Regions from separate parts of the Homo sapiens genome. Here region 1 is linked to region 2. The links are chromatin contacts, found by Hi-C or POLR2A ChIA-PET in ENCODE. All regions are on one chromosome and are shown on one strand. The core of a region is the stretch at or near the end of the contact, and the rest is flanking DNA. Distances in the headings are between cores, read along the strand shown.

Evidence for each region. Hi-C counts contacts between places; a loop is a spot of excess contacts on that map. ChIA-PET counts read pairs that join two places held with the same protein, here RNA polymerase II (POLR2A). Pooled maps may share reads with other maps.
Region 1: a loop to region 2 is called in a pooled map, with 5 times the contacts of the local background. The contact joins two enhancer-like sites. A Hi-C loop is called at or near these places in 1 of 168 maps with a recorded cell type or tissue (Caco-2), 6 of 37 single-sample maps with no recorded cell type and 6 of 50 pooled maps. POLR2A ChIA-PET finds 5 or more read pairs at or near these places in 3 of 52 experiments (H1, HCT116 and activated CD4-positive, alpha-beta T cell).

Annotation. Positions count from the first base shown.
Region 1 is chr7:20,112,327-20,117,760 of GRCh38, reverse strand. The region is part of intron 1 of MACC1-OT1 (MACC1 3' UTR overlapping transcript 1); the gene reads left to right. LOC105375181 (a long non-coding RNA gene) reads right to left here. Exons shown (of 4, transcript NR_187885.1): 3 at 3,490-3,609. Among named protein-coding and RNA genes, the nearest start is that of MACC1-OT1, 25 kb to the left of the region's middle. RefSeq lists an enhancer at 409-935. Within about 2 kb of position 3,125, at least 2 of the 41 ENCODE cell types and tissues checked have a DNase peak (open chromatin) inside an H3K27ac peak, as active enhancers do.
Region 2 is chr7:20,063,415-20,069,001 of GRCh38, reverse strand. All of the region lies in intron 1 of MACC1-OT1 (MACC1 3' UTR overlapping transcript 1), which reads left to right. Among named protein-coding and RNA genes, the nearest start is that of MACC1-OT1, 74 kb to the left of the region's middle. Within about 2 kb of position 3,511, at least 3 of the 41 ENCODE cell types and tissues checked have a DNase peak (open chromatin) inside an H3K27ac peak, as active enhancers do.

The DNA.
Region 1 (5,434 bases), core at 1,876-4,375, 49 kb before region 2:
TCCCTCATTTTTAAACCTCTTACTGTTGTGAAAATCACATGAAGTAATGTCAGCAAACGTGATTTACAAAACTGTTAAGTGACATACACATGTGTATTATCACTTTGTAGTTATTTTGGCTCCAGTCGTGGGGCTCCTGGAGTTCCTCTAGTATTAGAATGAGTTATAAACCAATACTCTTATTGTCATCTCTAACTTCAGACTTAAAAGTCTTAATAGGAATAATAAGATATTAATCTTTTCACTTGAAAAAGCCATACTATATGTTTTATATGGGATGACGATAGAGTTCTGGAGAAACATCACTGCAGAAGCCACCAAGTTATTATGATTGCTTATGTTTTAGTCACACAAAATAGGCATGGAAAATGAAAAATTTGTGCCAAAAGGAATAACATGCCTTGGGGAGTTATTTCATGAGGCTAAAAGCATGAATAATGCAACAAGTCAGAAAGGCAAAATAATTTGTAGTTAATGGGAGGATGTTTGCAAAAGAGCTCCAGTGATGGGGAACTTGTCAGGAGGCTTCGTTGGGTGACAGAATTTCAAGAGAAGGGAAGAGATGTTCCACTGGCATTTTCTCTGGCTAAAACTCAGAGCTGGGCTAAGAAAAGATAAAGAGTGTTTGTAAGCACAGGAGAGTAAGATAGGCGGGGACAGGGGTATTGGAAAGGCCAGAGCAGCAGGTGGGCAATAGCCCTAGTGGCTCAGCAGGGCTAGAATCCAAGAGCATTCGGAATTCTTTACCCTTCTCTGGTGGGCCTCCCTTGTCCTAGATTTTCATGATGTTTTAGCAGTTGGTTCTCTGTATGTGAATACTTGGTTTTGTTTATATCTCCACTCCACTTTTATAATGTCAATTTTTCATTTTTATTTAAGAAGTATTCTATCTGCATTAAAGATGATAAAATACATAACAAGATACATGATAGTCTTTGCCTCACAGGGATCTGTTATTTAAATATGTGGTTTTCCTTCATAGTCATATCTTATACTCACATTTGTCATATGCCCTAACATCGAGGGATATCATTTATATGCCTAAAGATAGCAGTATCTTACTGAAAACTAGAACAAAACATGATGTCAGGGAAGAAAGTAAAGTAATATGTAGTTGTATAATAGATAACCCTTCAAATACATTTTTTTTTTTTTTAAACAGAGTCTTGCTCTGTCACCCAGGCTGGAGTGCAGTGGAGAGATCTCCATTCACTGTAAGCTCCGCCTCCTTGGTTCACACCTTTCTCCTGCCTCAGCCTCCCGAGTAGCTGGGAATACAGGAGGCCACCACCACACCCAGCTAATTTTTTTTTATTTTTAGTAGAGACCAGGTTTCACCATGTTAGCCAGGATGGTCTCGATCTCCTGACCTCGTGATCTGCCTACCTTGGCCTCCCAAAGTGCTGGGATTACAGGCGTGAGCCACCACACCCGGCCCCTTCAAATACATTTTAAACATATAAAATTATTGTATATTACCTATGACTGCATGCATATGTAAGTAGTGAAAGTATGTAAGACATGCGTAGGGACAATGTATGACTATTTCAGAAGAGTGGCCACATTTAGTAGAAGAAGCAGATGGTAGTGAGGCATTAGCCGTTTTTATAATGTTTCTGTTTTTGTTTTCTAAAGGGGCTTTAAACCATATGTAGCAAAGTATTAATATGTGTTTAGGTATTTTTGTACATGAGTACTTGCATTAACAGTAGTATATCCCATACTTTTCTACACGTTTGTTTTATCTAAATAAAAGTGAATTAAAAATTAAAGCCTTAACCCACTTTTTCTGCTAAAAGCTTCCTCATCAGGCAGAATCTCAAATCATTCACAGCTAATATTTACATTTAGTAGTTGAGAAATATTTTTCCATCTGGCATTGAGGTAAGGATGCTATTTTTAAGACAATACATTATTGTGTATTACTATTTTATAAAAGATAACACATATGCCATGAAGATAGTATGCAAGGGACTGAGAAACTTTGAAAGTGCCACAGTTTTCCTCTAAAACATTAAAATTGCACAAAAATTCTATAAATGAATTACTTCCCTTACAGAAAGGTATGTTGTCAAATAATTTTGAAAGTAGGATCAGAAAACTGGCTTCTAGCTCAGTTCTGCTAGTAATAGTTTAAGCATGGGCAAGGTGGTTAACTTTTCTGGTTCTTCACTTTATTTGTAAAATGAAGATATTCTTTCTAGCTCTGAGTCCTCTCAGTAGGTGGTAGAGTGGCGGAGTGTAAAGGAAGTAGGTTCAGAAGTCAGACTGGGGCATGTAAGAGCATTTACAGTCCCTATCTTACAGGGTGTTTATGAAAAATTTATAAAATAATAGAAACACGTCCTTAAAATAGTGCCTGGCAAATATAAAAGGGCTCAGCTTTTTTAATTGCTGTTTTAAAGTGTTGTGATTCAGTATACTCAGAACCATGCTAGGCTTGTGAAAGATTATAATACCAAATACATTGTTTTGGTTTATCACTTGTATATTTCCACTATTTTGTTACATCCCAGAATTGAAAGAGATACAATAAGTATAGTACATGAGATAATTACTAATCCATATAGTCTCTAAGAAGAGTGAGGTGGTGAGGTTCATCCTCAGTCTAGAAGAGGAGCTCAGGGATGAGACATGCCTGTGATGGGGCTTGGACTGAGTCTAAAAGGATTTAATGAGTAACGTGGAAAACTAGCTTAGTCTTAGTGGCCATTCTTACCTCAGTCTCTTCTCAGTTGTCAGTGCTAATTATTGCAATGAAATAACAAAGTCCTAAGTAATTTTTATCACTAACAAGGAGAGTTCTAGGTTATGGGAAGAATCTGACTTAATTCTTTACAACCTGGGGCATGGATTGATAATTTATTTCTTAAGCAGGAAGTTTATGTGCCAAAATTTGCATGCCTCTACTTAAAAGCATGAACTCTATTTCTTTCTAAAACTCAAATACTCTTTCCAAACAAGCTGTTTGTAATCTTCTTTGCCAGGCATCTCTCTGCACGCTCATCACTTTTCTCTTGCCCAATGAGGCAGTGCACTTGGTTTTGTGCTTCTTAGATTGAACCAGGAGGAGAATTCAGCTGTCACCAACAAAGAGGAAGTCAGCCTTGAGCAGAGGGTTACGTCACTGTCTAGAATTGTCAATGCCTTCCCCCTAGAGGAAAGGCAGCTTCTCTTAGAGAGCTAACCATTAAATTAGATCCTTTTAGAAATCAGGCTCTGGAAGAGTTTATTCAGAGTCTCTGGCTAACTAGGCAATGTGGTGAACTGCAATAAGCAAAGTTTCCCAGGCAGGTGGATCTAGGTTGGCTCTTCCTCCTTCAAGCTACTGAGATTATTGTGGCAAATTACTTACCTTCCCTGAGACTATTTTCTTATTTGTAAAATTGGAATAAAAATGAACCTACCTTATTGGGCTATTGCAAGGATTAACATGATAGTTCATGTATAGTATTTAGGAAACTAACCAATAAAATGAAAGTTACTTACGTGTGTGTTGCACATAATTTGGTATATCTATATTAGTTCCCATCCCTTTGCCCTTTCTTCTCTTTCCGAAAAGTAAATCAGTGTTTCAAAATAGTAGTATTGATGTTTTATATTTATTCTCTAGAAAGTATAAAGAGAAAATTCAATATAATCTCAAATATATTGAGATAGTGACTCTTCAAATTCAGTATAATCTTAAACAGTAGATATAAAACTCAAAATTCTATTTGATCAAGAGAGAGAAGACTACTATAAAGAGAATAGAATGGCACACAGTTTTCTTTTATATCAAGCCAGCTGTTTAGGTAGGTAATGGTGTTTGTTTCCCCAGTCCACATTGTTACCCACGTTAATTAACATTTTGTTTCTGTGAGGATCCCAACATGCCTTTGCTGATACCCTTGAACGTGACCTCCTAACATCTAAGGTTTTGTTGTGTTTCGTTTTGTAGTTGTGCATATTTCTCATGTTGTTTGATGTAAAAGGATTTTGAATGGAGATGGTACTTAATGAGTTAAGTGATCTCAGAAATCTGATTCAGAATCCAAATTGAGGTTTTTTTTTTCCTTTTTGGTCCCATACTAATCATTTTGTTCACCTGAGCTGACTCTCTAGTCACAAACTAATCAAGTCTTTGAAACGCTTTCATTTCCTCTTTTATGCTGTCTTTCACAAGGAAGCAGGAACAGAGTACTAGTTTTGACAGAAAGGAGCCACTGCTGCTTTTTACATCATGGTCCTCTGTGTATTCCCAGTGTGACACTGCTCTCAGAAGAGATGGCTAGAAAGCAGCTCCTGTGAGAGTGGCCCTGAATATCAGGTAACTTTTCCAGTGCTGAGGCATTTCTAGAACTCAGGTATTTTCTTCTGTTACCCTTGTGTGGATTAAAACACAGAATATTCAGACCCCTCCTGGAAATGACCATGATGAAACCATAGATAGCTAAGGAGAGCAAGGACATAATTGTGTGCTCTATAGTGTATTGATACCAGGTAAATCTAATGAGAAGAGATTCCATAAGTGATTCTCATTTTACCAATGTTTTCTTTTCTGTATATCTAGCTACCTTAATCATAGTAATGATAAAAGTTCATTAAACACTATATGCTAGGCATTTCTACTGTCTTAACATTCATAGTACCTACCTATGAGGTGTAGGTACTATAATCATATGCACTTTATCTATGAGGGCACTGAAGCACAGAGAAGTAAATAGATTATAGTCATACAGCTTGTAAGTCTAAGTGGTAGGCCCTGGAATCTAACTTGAGTCTTTGGACTGTAACTCCAGCAGAACCAGATTTGGAGAATGTACTTGCAAAAGGCTGCAATTTGTCCAAAGCTGCTGCTGCTTCCAAATGTCATTTGGATTGTGTGAACAAGATAGTTTTGAAAAGGGAGCTCCCCACTGAGATACAGGCTTTCTTTAGAATAGCCTTGCCTCAGCTCCAATTACTTTAGTGTTTAGCACATGCAGTGAGGCTCCTAACTCTCTCTCAATCTCAGATGGCTGTAGGGATTATTAGACAAGGCATATGTGATATTAGGCTGCTATCTGAGGACCTATTATAAAAAGATTATTTTCTAAATTTATTATAAATTTTCTCTGGCATGTACTAGATATGTTTGTTATTTTAATGCCCAGCTGTTTTTTTCAAGGATTCATTCTTTTTGGAAGATAAATAGCAAGGTGCAACAGAGAGTACATATTTTCACTTTTTCAATGTGCATACTTCATTATGTATATAAAAAGATAGACAACATGTTTTGGTGCTAAAAAAGAATTACAAGAAGAACCTGAAATCACAGAAATATGCTGTGTGTAACCAAGTCAATATAGAAATGAAAAAGTATGAATCAGAAATACTTAGAGGAAACTCATTTTTCACCTTTCCTTGGTAATACTCAGTAAAGGAAAGGGCTTTTCTAGGTATAGCTCAGAAG
Region 2 (5,587 bases), core at 2,262-4,761:
ACTTCCTCTTTTAGCTAGGAGAAGTTTGATCATCTGAAGCCTTCTTCTCTCAACTCGTCAAAGTCATTCTTCATCCAGCTTTGGTCCATTGCTGGTGAGGAGCTGGGTTCCTTTGGAGGGGGAGAGGCACTCTGATTTTTAGAATTTTCAGCTTTTCTGCTCTGTTTTTCCCCATCTTTGTGGTTTTATCTACCTTTGGTCTTTGATGATGGTGACGTACAGATGGGTTTTGGTGTGGATGTCCTTTCTGTTTGTTAGTTTTCCTTCTAACAGTCAGGAATCTCAGCTGCAGGTCTGTTGGAGTTTGCTGGAGGTCCACTCCAGACCCTGTTTGTCTGGGTATCTGCAGCGGAGGCTGCAGAACAGCGAATATTGCTGGACAGCAAATGTTGCTGCCTGATCATTCCTCTGGAAGCTTCGTCTCAGAGGAGTACCCAGCCATGTGAAGTGTCAGTCTGCCCCTATTGGAGAGTGCCTCCCAGTTAGGCTACTCAGGGGTCAGGGACCCACTTGAGGAGGCAATCTGTCCATTCTCAGATCTCAAACTCTATGCTGGGAGAACCAGTACACTCTTCAAAGGTGTCATACAGGGATATTTAAGTCTGTAGAGGTTTCTGCTGCCTTTTTTCCAGCTATGCCCTGTCCCCAGAGGTGGAGTCTAAGGAGGCAGGCAGGCCTCCTTGAGCTGCAGGGGGCTCCACCCAGTTCAAGCTTCCCAGCTGCTTTGTTTACCTACTCAAGCCTCAGCAATGGGGAGCACCCCTCTCCCAGCCTCACTGCCACCTTGCAGTTCGATCTCAGACTGCTGTGCTAGCAATGAGCAAGGCTCTGTGGGCGTGGGACCCTCTGAGCCAGGCGTGGGATATAATCTCCTGGTGTGCTGTCTTTTGAAAAGCGCAGTATTAGGGTGGGAGTGATCCTGTGTTCCATGTGCTGTCCGTCACTGCTTCCCTTGGCTAGGAAAGGGAATTCCCTGACCCCTTGCACTTCCCTGGGAGGCAATGCCACACCCTGCTTTGGCTCACACTCAGTGGGCTCCACCCACTGTCCTGCCCCCACTGTCCTGCCCTCACTGTCCGACAAGACCCTGCGCGATGAACCTGGTACCTAAGTTGGAAATGCAGAAATAACCCGTCTTCTGCGTCGCTCACGCTGGGAGCTGTAGACTGGAGCTGCTCCTATTTGGCCATCTTGGAACCGCCCCCTTAAGATTTTTAAAAGCCCTGTTGAGTAGTTGAGAGGGTCTGTGTGGAACTTTAAGTATTTCTGAGGTCTCAGCAAAGGATCTTATAGTCATAAACTTGATATGAACTTTATATTGAGGGCAAGTTTTAATGGAAATGCCCTTGCTTTGATGTTTGCCCTGTAGCCATTTTTTACTGTAATAAGTCTTTTCATGTCTGAAAAGAATAGTTTTATTCATGAAAAAAAAAAAACTAGTGCTGGCCCCTTCATATTTTCTGTAAATTCTGCTTGAAAATTGAAAAATTCTTTTTCATTCTTTTTTTTTTTTTTTTAACTTATCTTGCTGTTCTTCTGTTTCACTAGAAGAAGCTTTTTCCAGCATTCTGACTGGAAAACTTCTTAGCCAAAACCATAAGTTCCTGAAGTGCCCTTTATATAGCCCATGTTATTGCAGACAATGCTGGTTGTTTTGCCAAAATAACTTGTTTTCTTTTTTTTTCCAGCCTGTAATAATATTTCTTCACTGTACTTTAAGCTTTCACTAAGAGTCTGTGCTTGTGTCTTGTCCCAAAACTCAACAGTTGATGTCTTAGGTTTTAGTTGTCCAGCAACCCACCTCTAGGCCCAACATCAATGGTTAAAAAAGAGGATAGAAGCATGAAAGCAAAAAAAGAAATTACTGTGAAAAAATATATACACAATTCACTATATAAATTTTAAAGCCTTATAATATCAACCTCTCTCACTGTAAGTAAAGCTAAAGTCAGTAAGCTAAGATTACTTGAACCATTTAAGATGAGTCTAGAATTAGATTTAAATAAAAAATGGGAAGTGATCTTAGAAACGAAACAATATATATTAAAGTTTAAAAATGTTTGACACAATAGCTTTATTCTTTGAAATGTATGCTAAAGAAGTCAGAGGTATACTTAAATGTATTACTATGAGGATATGCATTACAATATTATACATGCTAAAAGATTAGAAAGAAAAATAAAAAACTAGGTAAAATAAGAGATTGGCTAAATAAATCATGATATTGCTGTATTAAAAATTAAGACCCAACATCATGTTTTCTGAGGCTGTTTAACATACAGAGAAAAGCTCACAAAATATCAAATAAAAAATCAAGTTTAAAAAATTGGCGATAATACAAACAAATGCATAAAAATGGAAATATATATTCAAGTATTGAGTAGTAATTTTTTCTGATTTCCTAATAATAAATAGTAATAATTTTATAATTGAAAAACCCTCAACAAATAATATATACTGTTTCTAGTGTTTTCTGGGAGTTCAGTTAATGATTTATTATAATTATCATTATCATTATTATCCTTAGAGACAGGATTTCACTCTGTCATCCAGGCTAGAGTATGGTAAAACAACCACAGCTCACGGCAGCCTTGAACTCCTGAGTTCAAGTGATCCTCCCATCTCAGCCTCCACGGTACCTGAGACTACAGATGCATAACACCACACTAGGCTAATTTTTAAGTTGTTTGTATAGAAAGGGTCTTGGTATGTTGTCCAGGCTGGTCTTGATCTCCTGATCTCAAGTAATTCTCTCGCCTTGGCCTCCAAAAGTATTGGGATTACAGGCGTGAGACTCTGTGCTCAATCCATTATTGCTTTGAAAAACGGAAGTTGTGACTCTGACTTCCTTAAAACTGGATCCATATTCGGGGTGAAGTATATCTTGGCCTCTTAGGATTTATCTGATAGGTATAGAAAGTTAGTGTTGGTCAGGCACAGGCACCCTTGGGTAATAGGAAAGTAAAAAGAAAGAGATTTGGTACCTGCTTTAGAAAACAGCTATTAGTAAATAAAAACTGAATTGTTACTTACTGTATCTCTTGTAACAAGAAATTTGTGAAAGAGCATTTGCTCTTACTAGAAAGTCTAAGGTTAATAAATATAAAGTTGAAAAGATAACATTAAAATTATAAAGAAAACTAATTTTTACTTCCTTGGAACATTGAGACAAAAAAAATAATTAATGATCATGAAGTACTTTGAAAATGTATCTACATTGTATAACATCAGACTCGGTGCTAACCTTTGGTAGAGTTCACAACAAATCAATTAATTCTTGATCATCCTGGCAGCACTGCCAAGTATCATTAGTGCTAGAAGCCATAAGCAGCCACTGAAGACCTGCCTATTTGTACTTCCTGGAAGACTTAGTTTTCAGTGTGTGGCATGGAGCTGGCCCTGACTGTACATTATAGCACAAATAATTACTCCTCAAAACTTGGCTTGCTGCAAGCAATTCATTCTTCTCTGCACAGAAGTCCCCCACTCTGACCCAGAGCAGTATGAATGTTGGCTAAAAATAGCAGCTGCACAATGCGGCAGGCAGCCATGGTGAGACTGCATTGATGTGGTTTCATACCCATGGTTTCAGAGCACTTTGCTCACACAAATTAACCCTTAAATACCCTATCTTGTTTCTCTGTTCTTTGAGATATAATGCATGTTTCTTTTTAAGAATAAACTTTGCTTTGCCTGATGGAAAATTCTTCCTTTCTCTCAGTTTATGTGTTTACTGTTTCTTGTTTCTCCGTTTTCTTTCCTTCTGCAGTTGGAGTGGGAGAGTAAGAGTGTCAGTTCTGCCACTGTCACTGCAATTTCTGATCATACTACATGCTCAAAAGAACACATTCACTAACACTGGCTATGTGCTTGTATGTGCTAGGCACTGTGGAGGATAAACATAAAACCCTCATGTCCTTATCGCGTTAACCTCAGGAAAATCAAGCGCTTAAGTAACAAACAGTGAAGCATTTGACTCCAATCTTCAGTCTCACTAAGGTGATTCGAAGATCCCTGACCTCCTCACCCTATGCTTGGTTTCAAGGATCCTCTAATGTGAAGGTCTGCTGAGTGGAATTCTGACTTAAGGACTCCACCTGCATCACTCAAGTCTCAAGTAAAGCCCTATTACAAAGGCTTCTACCACCTTTTGCTGACACATCTTCTTAGTCTTGTTGATCTTGGTTTAAGATTCACTTCACAATCATTCCAGAGGGCCTGGATTCTGTTATGCTAATTGGACCGCTGGACATTCCAGAGTTCCTACGAGGCAGAGGCTGATTAAGCCAAACTCTAACCCTCAAAAAGGAGGATGATGGACAGATGCGATCTCTGCCCTCAAGAAATTTATGATTTAACCATGCATACTAATGGTGGTGATTATAAATACAGCATCTCACGTAATTCTGTTGCCAGATTTTGCTGGATCAATGAGCAGAAAGATGGACCCTGAGTTGCAGTCTATCTTAATATTAATTGTTAACTCCTTAATGCTCACTGTGTAGCAGTGAAAATATTTAGAGCAGCATTTAGCTCTTCTAAATATTTTACATGTGTTTAGTCATTGTATCTCCACAATAACCATATCTTCATCATCCTTTTCAGAGAAAAACTCAGCACTCAAGTTCACAAGAAAAACAGTGACAGAGTCAGGATTCAAACCCATGTGGTGTAATGTGAGAGCATACATGTTAACTATAATAGTAAATAACCACAGGTGGTACTGAATTTCTGGAACGGCAATTTGTATTCTTTGGAGGATCAGTACATTAAATGCTATTCTCAAAAGGAGGCTGTGAATATAAGTTTGGAAAACATTGTATATGCTATGTATGGGATTTATGGCAGATTTTAACATATTACAATTGCATATGTAAATACTGCAGGGAGGAAAACAGTTTTTAGGCTTGTTCAATACAAATTTTCCAGACATTTTTGCCCATGGAATATTTTTTCACCACATAGTTCCTTAATATGCTGCTGAAGAAGATATCTGAAAAGCCCACTTTTAGAAATGACAGGAAAGGAATATAAGAAAAATTGATGTTTCTAAAAAGGACTCATAGTGATAAAATGAGATGAAGGTTCCTATAAAGTCAGGAATTGGGGAGAAGTGTCTGTGTTATGCTTCAGTAAAACATGATGTCGATATTAGCTGACTGTGCTTTATATTTCTCCCTACCCCTGTTCCCATCTGCAATTCATTTTTTTCAAAAAGCTATGTAGTGTGTTTCATGTTCGTCTTGTCTATACTGTGAAGGAAAAACTTCCTTTAAACATTTATTGTAACGTAAAATGTTTAAAGAAGAATAAGATTTATTTTAAAAAGTACACATGTATCAGCTCCATTAATTTAAAATGTGAACACACATGTGCAACTAGCATCCAAATCAAGAAACAGAGTATGACTACAACCCCAGATGCCTCTCCCTTTTCCAGTGACTACCCACGTTCACCAAGCATAACCACTATACTGACTTCTCTTCCCCTAGATTTATTTTTAATTCAGTTTTTTACAGCCTTATTGAGGTATAATTGACATCTATTAAACTACACAAAATTAAAGTGCAGTTATTGATGATGAGTT